Regions from separate parts of the Homo sapiens genome. Here all the other regions are linked to region 3. The links are chromatin loops, found by intact Hi-C in ENCODE. Cell type or tissue: ascending aorta. All regions are shown on one strand. Region 1 overlaps PRDM6 (PR/SET domain 6). Region 2 has its middle 150 kb from the start of CEP120. Region 3 has its middle 120 kb from the start of PRDM6-AS1. Region 4 has its middle 160 kb from the start of CEP120.

Region 1 (2,500 bases), 86 kb after region 3:
AAACAAACTAACTATAAAAAATATTTGGGGGGGAAGGAAGAGACATGGAACTTAGACAACATTAAGAAGTTATTGTTAATATTATCAGGTGTGAGGATGGGATTGTGGTTATGTGGTGGTTTTTTAATCTGTGTCTTTTAAAGACAGATATTAAAATATTTATAGGTGAAATGTTAAGGTGACTGGGATTTACATTTACATAGTCCAACAAGAAAACAGGCTTGGTGTGTGGCTCACACCTGTAATCCCAACATTTGGGGAGGCCAAGGTGGGAGGATCACTTGAGCCCAGGAGTTTGAGGCTGCAGTGAGCTATGATTGCACCACTGCACTCCTGTCTGGGTGACGGAGTGAGACCCTGTCTCAAAAAAGCAAAACAAAACAAAAAGAAAAAACAACACAAAAAATGAAGCAAAAAAAGAAAAGTTGGAGCAAACAGAGAAAACAAGAATAGAAAGAAAAAAATATTCAAAATAAGTTGCCGGTGCAAGAGAACTTATTCACTATTTATTTCTCTGTACTTTGGGGCATGTTTGAAATTTCTATAAAAACATAGGTAAAAAAAGCTTCTTGGTGGCTTGGGAGCCAAGTGGTTTAAAGATACTCCGTTTTAAGTGTGCAAAACTGGACCTAAAGCAACTTTTCAGGACCCTGCTCTTTTGCACAAAGTAAGAAATTTTACATTTTTGTAATTTTCATTTTAAAAACATCAGTGAGTTAACATTTATAAACATCAACTCACAGATCTTTAAAACAACAATATTAAGCCCAAACATAAGGAAAAAGGTCCCACATTTAATAAGTACCCACTATTTATCATTTATTACCTTATTCATTTCTGCCAATAACTCTGTAAGAGAGATAATTCCCAATATACAGAAGCCAAACCTACGGCTCCAAAAGATTAACTAACATGTCCAAATATGCTCACTAAAATAATGAAAATCTATTAACCTAGATGCTAAGGGTTTAACAGTAAGGAAACAGTTAAGCAAATTCTGACTTGTCCATTTAACGGACAATATTTTAAATATAATGGTAACAAAGAATACAAATTACACTAGGGCATGTTTAGATAATAATTTAAAGTTAAAAGTCTATTCAGCATACTACATGCCCATAGGCATATGTAAAAATTTCTAAGGAAAAATACATTTAAAATTTTAGAGTTTGCCTCCGGATGGTGAGCTGTGAGAATTTAAAATTTTTTCCTGTAATTTTTGAATTTTTGGTAATGAACATCATTTACTTGTTTAATAAAGGAAAAGCCCTTAATTTTATATTAAAAAATAAAATCCCAGCTACCCCCACCACCCCACTGAACTGCTCAACTCCACACCTCTCACCCTGTCCACTGTGTGACGCTGCCTCCAGAGGATAGGACAAACATCACATCATGATCACACCATTTCCACTCAACAACCAAACAGCAGAATTCCTAGAGGAGAATGACACCAGGTAACTGCATCAAAACAACACTGTTTGGACATAACACAGGACGGCTTCAAAACAGCATCTAGAATATTTTTAAATTATGCACATTTGTTCCTCTTTAAAATTTTCCATTTTCATCTTCTCAAAACATTTATCCATCTCTAAACTTCGGCTTTCTAAGACCCACTTTAAATCTTTTTGGAAAGAAGTTAACTGAGGATAAATAAATACCCTTAACAGAATAAAAAATATTCAAAATCAACCAATAACTCTTTGTAAGATACCTAATGTATATTAAGCATTCTAGGAGAGAGGACGAGGGAAAAACCTTAAACTTTTTTTAATGGAATGAAAAAATTTTAAGTTAAAAAATGCAAATAAATTAAAATATAATTTTTTAACCTTGTTTAAAGCTCTGGAATAAAACTGACTTGACTTAACTTGGTAGTATAACCACTCATGTATTTTCATTTAAAAAATGCGTCTACTTAGCTTGACTGTTTGAATTCCTTTCTGTTGCTTAATTTCCAAACAAAAGATATTACTGCTGGTTTTAAATGGCTGAATCATCTGAGAAGGGTCTCTCTGACACCGCTGACAATGTAGTTCTAAAAACAGAAAATTATAGATTATCAGAGAAGGAAGTTTAGATGTATCAGCTTAGGGTCTGAAGCATGTCTTGTGAGGCCACCCAAAAAGACAGCTTTCCTCATAGTCCCCGACCCTGGGCTCTAATCTCCAGCCCACAAACAGATGCATTCCTCTAATTCCAAGAGGGGGCAGGGCCAGGCATCACCGGCAGAAGTTTCTGGTCACTGTAGCAGGAGTGTAGATGTTGCAGCTGAGGAAGCCACAGAGCCGCCCTGAAGGTGGCAGGACTGTAAGCCCTTCCTGCAGTGGGCGCCTGAGCACCAGCGGCTTTCAGGACCTGTCTCTCCCTTCACTTCTTTCCTCACCTTCTCAGAAACTGTCATCATTTTGCCCACGTCCTCTTCTCAAGTCCTAACCCTTATCACTCATTTTGTTCTTGTTTCATTTTTTTAAATCTCTCATCTTGTTTTTTCCCT
Region 2 (2,500 bases), 67 kb before region 3:
AGAATAAGAGAGGCTTACAAGAAGTAATAATCAAAAACAAATTGGGTTTGGATTCAAACTATCTGTAAATGAATCACACCATCTGTGAGACAATTGGGGAAATTTGAATATGGCTTGGGTGATATTAGAAAATTATTTTTAGTTTTGTTAGGCAAGAAAATGACTTGATGAATATGTTTTTAAAAAGTCCCTAAACAGAGATGCATACTTCAATATTTATCAGTGAAATGATATGACACCTGGGATTTGTTTTAGAATATTCCAGAAGAGAACTGGAGACAATACATGAAACATAATTAGCAAATTCTTGATAGTTGCTGAAGTTAAGTGATAGGTAAATGGGATTCACTATATAATTCTTTGATTTGGGAGTACCGTGTTGGTTTTCTAGAAATTTCATAACAAAGTCCCATAGACTGGGTTTCCTCTGGGCATGTCTGTGTCCTCCCCTTTAAATATAGCTAATACTAATCATATTGGATTAGGGCCTACCCCAGTGGCCTCATTTAACCCTAATTACCTCCTTAAACCAAATCTCCAAATACAGTCACATTCTGAGGTTCTAGGGGTTAGGACTTCAACATGTGAATTTTGGGAGGTTACGATTAAGCCCATAACAGGTACCAATGAACTTTTCATAACAAACAAGTTTTATAAGTAAAAGCAATGTTAATTTGTGTAGGAGACAGTTTATCATGGGCAGCTTGTTTGCTAATACACACAACAATGTCAGGTGATCAGAGATCTCATGATCTCTTCTTCCCTGCTCTCCTCCCAGACAGAATAAAAAAGCCACTGATCACAACTGAAATAAGCTGATTTATTTGGTTCAGTTATTTGATAAGCACACAGACCTCAAACCCTAAAAACTCACTGTGGGAGGATTATGAATTTCATGATGTGAAAAGATCACTCCAGCCTTGGAAAGCACTTATATCTAAGAGGAGGGCAGCTAAGCTGTCCCCATTGAGACTGGGTATGTAGGGGTATGGGGCCAACTGGTTAAAGCAGATTGGTTATACCTGTTTAGTACCTGTTTTTCTTAAGTAAACTTTAATAGACTCCTTTAACCACACCACTCACTCTCCTTTTTCCTCCCGATGTTTTTTCCCCTCCCCATCTTACAAAGTAAACCAAGGACTCTGGATAAATTTTATACTGAGAATGATGTCAGACCTCTAGGTGTCAGTCTTTCAGAAACACAGAAAGGCAGTTTTCTTGGTATTCTCACAATTTGCTGGTGAATTTTCTTTTCGAGAAATTATTTTGACAATGTTTCAAGAACCATAATCCAGTAGTCCCATTTCGAAAATACATTCTTACCCAAAATATGGGGAAAAATTACATGTACACAGTTGTTCATCACAGTAGTATTTATATTACCTGAAAATTGGAAGCAACAGATACATGTTTAATGTTAAAATAGTTTAACTATAGCACATCTAATTGCTAGAAAATTCTATGACCCTTAAGGGAGAATCCTATTAAGAAAAGTCCATGAAATATTTATTTAAATAAATATTTTAAATTCTGGGAAAGAGGGAAAGGATAAACAAAGTCACAATACAGACAAATCTGTACAAAATTTTTGTGACACACAAAGAATTAACTTTCTTAATTTACAGCAAACTCTTACAAATCAACAATAACAGTAAAACACCGGTAACTCAATAAAGAAAGAAACAATGAGGATGAGCAATTTACAGAAAATGAAATATAAAGAGCCAACCATATGAAACAATGTCAAATGTACTCAACTAAAAATTGAAGAAATCCCTATTGCAATTACAATGAGATATTCTGTCTCACCCACATGGTGGCAAAGATCTGATGATCGAGGAAATGGTTTGAAGAAAGAGGAATCTTTGGTAGAAGCCTAAATGGGTGTGACCCTTTATGGAGCACAGTTTGACAATATCTATCAATTTTTAAATGCACATTCCCTTTCTCTTAGAGGTTCCACTGCTAATAATTCCAGAGAAACCTCTTTATGGTGCATAATGATCTGTGTGTGTGCATTATTACCACAGCATTTTTATGTAAATAGCAATCATTGCGGTATGGTTGGACAAATTACGCCATGTCTACATAGTGGAATGCTATGCAGCTGTTAATGGAAATGAGATAGCTTTGTGTTTACTGGCATAAATTCTGTGGGGCAGTAAGTATATATATATATATATATATATTTATAACACATAAACATATTTATATATAAAAAACACATAAACATATATATATATATATATATATGTGTGTGTGTGTGTGTGTGTTCATCTGTCCCTGCAAATGCTCAGCAGTATGTGAAAAGATGCACACTGGGCTGCAGGCATTGGCTGTCTGGGAAATGAAATGTGGTAGAGGAGAGTCAGATGGAGATAACCTTTTCCTTTCTGTAATTTTATGCCCTGATAGATTCAGGCAAGTATGTAGCACTTTTATAATACAAAAACTCAAAGTGACAGTTAAAAAGAATTTTTAGAGGATCATGGGAAATACT
Region 3 (2,500 bases):
TGATTCTGCAGACCTTGTGGAGGAGTGTGAGGCAAAATGCTGCGGGAATCTCCAGTCTTGCTGAGAGCTGGAAGTGAATTGAGGGAGCTATTTTTACATGCCAGATTACCTTGATTTAATACAAGATGAAATGCAATCTGATATGTGAACTGGTAATGGACTAACAAATGACTCAAGTAAAAAGTCATTTTAATGTAAAGTCCTGGACATGATGTATAACCTTCCTGAGAGGCCTGCTAATTGTGTGCCCCTACGTTTGTGGCTACAGGAATTTTCTAGATGTGACGCCTAACGCTTATCTATCCTCCTCCCGCCGTCTCCACTTTAGTGCTCACTTGTGTGTAATCTGAGTATTTTATACAAGGAAAACTTGCTGGAGTTGAAACTGGAGAAAAATATGCCTTAATAGAATTTATAATTTAACAACCCAATAGGTAAGAGTAGAACTTATTGGAATAACATCTCCTAAGAACCTTTGAGATCCCAATAATCAGTGACTTGGCTCTTTAAAAGAAAAAGGAAAAAGTGCCTTAGTATTTTTTCAAGCTGAAAAAAGTTGAATTTATTTAAAGTCTATAGGGTTCTTTATAGACATAGGGAACGATGAAAAACAGAAAGAGAAAGAAAGAAAGAAACAGAAAGACAAAGAAAGAGAGAAAGTGAAGGCAAACGAGTGAGGGTGTTGGTTTTTAACATCCCTGTAGCAGGAATGACTTTCTTCTGTTTTCATTCCCTCTAGTCTCCACCCTACTCCCATTAAATTCTGGGATTTGTGTATCTTCAGATGCAGACACTCGAATGCTTTCTCTACTCAGGAAGTTATTCTCCTCACGCTTTGTGAGGTCTTGGAATAAAAATTAGTTGAGAAAAAAAAATTGCTGCTCCTCTGTGCAGAAAAAAAAATCATATTGCATCATGTAGCTCAAAAAATGTTTGGGTGTTTTGAGGGTGTAGGGGTGGGCGGGGGTGGGGAGGAAGGAGGAAGGGGAGGAGAATCTCATTTCCCACATGTGTAATTTTTTCTCCTTAAGGGAATACATGAGCCAACAGTCACCGTCTGCAAATGCAGTTTGTAGGGGAAAAAAACAGACATGAATAGATAGCATTTGACTGGGTACAACCTTCTAAATCAGAATGTTTTAGGTGTTTGTGCCCTTAAGTACTTTAAGTCTCCCTTTGTTGTTGAATTTCTGCATGTTATTCCTGGCTGTCACTCTCACTATCCTCGCCCCTACCCCAAATGCTGAGGCTTTCCTCAATAACAAACAAAAATATTTTATGAAAAGTAGGTTTTACACTAAGAAAGTTGATTGCCCACTCCCTAGCAAGGAGGGGTAAAGTGGTTTGGAAAGGATCTGTTTATTGATCTATAAATCATGATCACCATGTCTGACCCAGCTGCTGGGGTGCCCGGGGTCAAGGAACCCTTTCAGAGCTCAGAAGGTCTAAAGCTTCTCTCTTTGTAGGGCTCTTAATCAACCCTCCCAAGGCAGAAAGAACATCAAATAGTCAAAACCTCAGAGAAGGACTGGGGGTTTAAATGCCTCAACTTCTGCTTGGGAGAAAGAATTTCTTAGATTCTGCCACACTGAAAGTGATTTTTCTGATTATGTGGAGGCAGTTGAGGGCCTAACAGAAGAAAGAAGAGTTCTTTCCAAATAATACAAAGGATTTAAAACCAAGAGCAAAGACAGTAAATATCACTCCTCTGACCCAGTTCCCTCCTCTTTAAGATAGAGGTAATACTAATTGCCTCCCAGAGGTTCCGAGGGGCTCAGGGCAGCAGCCCAGCATGCTGTGATGCCGTCTCACTAGTCTGTCTGCCTCCGTCAGACCCTGGCTCTTTGTGCCTTAGTTTCTCTCATCTGTAAAGGAGAAATAATTATAGTCCCCACCTTATAGGGCTGTTACGAGAATTCAATGAGAAAAAACATGCAAAGTGCTTAAAACAATCTGGTAAGTGCTCAAAGTCAGCTATTATAACATAAGCCCCTGGGACAATATCTAGGCCCTCAATGAAAGCTAATTTCCCCACTCCTGATTATGAATTATCTGTGAATATGCAAAATTAAGCAGCATAAAATAATGACAAGATCATAACTTTTTATGTCAATTAGACCTGGGTTCAATCCCGACTTTTCCACTTACTAGCTGTGTAACCTTGGACTATGAACCTTGGCTTTTTAAAAAATCTCTAAACTAGATCACAATGCCTATCTCACAGGGTAGCTAGGAAGAGAAAATCTGAGACTCTACATAAAAAAAAGTTTCATTTGATGGTGATGTCTGGCTTAGAAGCTGTCAGAAACCAAAGATAAATGCTCAGTTTTGTTGGTCTGATAAAATAAGCATTTTCCAAACTCTCACTCTGGGCAAGCACTTCAGTGCTAGCCACTGAAGTTACAAAGGTGAATACCACACAATCCTGTCCTCAAGAAACTTCAAATCTAAGGAGGGAGACGTATAAGGAAACATATGATTTTAATTCTATGTGGCTCTT
Region 4 (2,500 bases), 55 kb before region 3:
TCATCTTTCCCCCACCCCAGCCCCCAATGCAATAGGCTTTCATGCAAAATTGCCCATTTGCATTTCAGTGTAATTGAACACATTGAGTATAGCTACTCTGTTAGCATTTCCTCTGCTAGGTGCTAGAAGTATAAAACAAAATGAGCCATGATGTGTGACCATGCAGGGTTTATAATTTGATAGAATAGTTGCCTAAAATAAACAACATCATAAGGATAGAATGTGTTAAATCCCCAATTGTGACATAGACCAGTGCTTCTCAAACTTTAATGTGCATATGAATCTGGGGATCTTGTTATAATGCAGATTCTGATTCAGCCGGTGTAAGATAGAGCCCAAGGTTCTGCATTTCTATTATAACAAGGTGTCAGGCAATATGATGCTGATCTGAGGATCACACTTTAAGTAACAAGGCATTCAACATTCAAGTGGGAGTATCAGGAAGGTAGCCAGAAATATGCATGTGGAATTCAGCAGAAAGGTGAAGATACAATCTGGGGAGTTACAGATATCAAGATGACACTTAAAGTCATTAGATTGGCTGAAGTGACCAAGAGAGTGAGTGTGGAGAAAGAAGATGAAGGAGTGGGACATTGATGCTGCATTTTAAGCAAGCAAATTTGGCTGCGTCCAAAGGTTCTTTTTGAGAGTAGTGAAAAACAGGAGAGCAAGTCTGGAGTTCAGTTGTAAAGAGACTCAAATGCCACTTTAAGAAGTTTGGACTTGAAGGAACAATTCTTGTTCTTGACAGTCTTGGGGGAAACTAACTCATGGCAAGATGACATCAGCCTCATGTAGTAACACCACCCGGTCCTTACACAAACAGAGTCGTATAAAACAACTTAGGCTAATATGCTACTCTGGGGCTCTGATAATTCCACAAAACATTTAAGCGAGCAATTTTGAGTGACTTTCTCCATGTGGCAAACAAGTTATTCCTGTAACTGAGGGCAGACTATAAATATGACAAATCTCTGTTTGGTAATTGCTTATTTCGGATTAAGACTAGCAATTTTCTTGTCAGAGACAGGCATGCAGTAAAGGGAGTGGGGAAATTTGGACAGCGCAGGCAGTTTTTGCAACTTGAAAAGCCATCTGCAGTTATTTTCTTTTAATGTGGCAGATTTGGCATTAGCATCAACTTTCTTTTCTCTTGTGGTCTTTTTTGTTTTTTTTTTTTTTGGTTTGATACTCGGTAGAGCTCAAAACTTTATTAACTCTGTTAAGCACAGACTCGTTGTGTCTTGTTATTCCTCTCTAAACTGGACTCTATTCCAAGAGTTCTTGGTGGAAGTGGTTGAGAAACTTGGGAAAACCTGGATGCTGGTAAGGGGCACTCAGGTTTTAATAACCTTATTCACCTTAGTCATTAAACCAAATGTGCAAATCCCCAGAATTGCACTGAGCTCTGTGTAACCAGCTAGTCACCATGTGTTTAGGTGTCTTTTAGATCTTAACATGTGTGTGTTAATCCAGCCTTCCCACAGACACCTACTGCAGACATCCATACCCAGTGATGACGTGATCAACATGACTAACTCACTTCATTTACTGAAAAGAGCAGTCATCATTTTCCCAGAATTCTTGGCCTACTCTATTCTTTTTCAAAGCCATTTTTGGAGGTAGTAGAATGTACCAAGAGAAGAGAAGACAGGAGATTTCCCTTTACCTACAACATTCTACATTATTTACATATAAAAATATGATGCAAAATGATACAATATTAATATTTGTTAGTCCTGGGCAGTGACTAGTCTCCTGTTTGTTATATTCATCTTGCCTCCTTTTTAATATTGTGACTTTTTTTTTTTTTCAAAATAATAACAATGAAAGCTCTGCTGATAACTCAGGGTAAACAGACCTGGAGGCACAGAGCAGTTTCCCTTTGACTTGTCTTTCTTGCCTCCACTTGCCTTCAATCAGAAATCATGTCAAGAGATGAAACAAGTACTCATGAACTTTTGCACCTTAATTTAAAACTACTTTTGGATATGATTTTTAACACTTTTTTAAAATTAATTTCCATGCAATAAAATTCACTCTTTTTGATGTTCAGTTCAATGCATTTTGGTGAATGCAGTCTGTAGCCACCACGGTCAAGTTACAAGATGGCTCCATCACCTTTTGTACTCAACTCCCTCTCTCACCTTGACTATTGGCAACCACTGAACTGTCTCTGCTCATATAGTTTGCTTTTCCCAGAATTAAAAAAAAATGTACAGTCAATTCCTCTACTTTTTATTTTCAGGTGACTTCAATTTCCTGTATTCTAATTATGAGAGGATTCGGTAAGCACACTATCACTCTAAATTTTCCAAACCCATCATTGAGAGTAAAAGTCATTTGGCTTCTTATCATAAAGCACACACTTGATCATTCAGGCCCAAAATATCAAATCCGTATCTTCTGATATTTGCATTTAATTCACTTATCTTTTGTGTAAGTGGATTTCACATGGATCTCCCATAGAGAGCTAATTGCAGCTCGCATTTAGCCATTA

The links. A loop is a pair of places that touch in the nucleus more often than their neighbours do. Peaks named below come from ENCODE experiments on the same cell type or tissue, not always from the same donor. Only the 100,000 strongest peaks of a DNase experiment are listed, where the experiment ranks them.
Region 1: a loop joins it to region 3, with 2.3 times the contacts of the local background. A loop is called at or near these places in 3 of 110 quality-filtered maps.
Region 2: it touches region 3 in a loop (2.2-fold over the local background); 3 of 110 quality-filtered maps call a loop at or near these places.
Region 4: it touches region 3 in a loop (3.0-fold over the local background); 2 of 110 quality-filtered maps call a loop at or near these places.

Annotation. Positions count from the first base shown.
Region 1 is chr5:123,119,265-123,121,764 of GRCh38, reverse strand. The region is part of intron 3 of PRDM6 (PR/SET domain 6); the gene reads right to left. Among named protein-coding and RNA genes, the nearest start is that of PRDM6-AS1, 30 kb to the right of the region's middle. In ascending aorta, CTCF peaks have their summits at 1,363 and 2,328 (motif pointing right); a DNase peak (open chromatin) is centred at 2,261; H3K4me3 peaks cover 2,157 bases; H3K27ac peaks cover 2,500 bases.
Region 2 is chr5:123,272,856-123,275,355 of GRCh38, reverse strand. No RefSeq gene overlaps it. Among named protein-coding and RNA genes, the nearest start is that of CEP120, 150 kb to the left of the region's middle. In ascending aorta, a CTCF peak has its summit at 1,193 (motif pointing right); no DNase peak of the experiment used is centred here; H3K27ac peaks cover 1,089 bases.
Region 3 is chr5:123,205,690-123,208,189 of GRCh38, reverse strand. No RefSeq gene overlaps it. Among named protein-coding and RNA genes, the nearest start is that of PRDM6-AS1, 120 kb to the right of the region's middle. In ascending aorta, no CTCF peak of the experiment used is centred here; a DNase peak (open chromatin) is centred at 1,049; H3K4me3 peaks cover 792 bases; H3K27ac peaks cover 2,500 bases.
Region 4 is chr5:123,260,945-123,263,444 of GRCh38, reverse strand. No RefSeq gene overlaps it. Among named protein-coding and RNA genes, the nearest start is that of CEP120, 160 kb to the left of the region's middle. In ascending aorta, no CTCF peak of the experiment used is centred here; DNase peaks (open chromatin) are centred at 815 and 1,464; H3K27ac peaks cover 2,309 bases.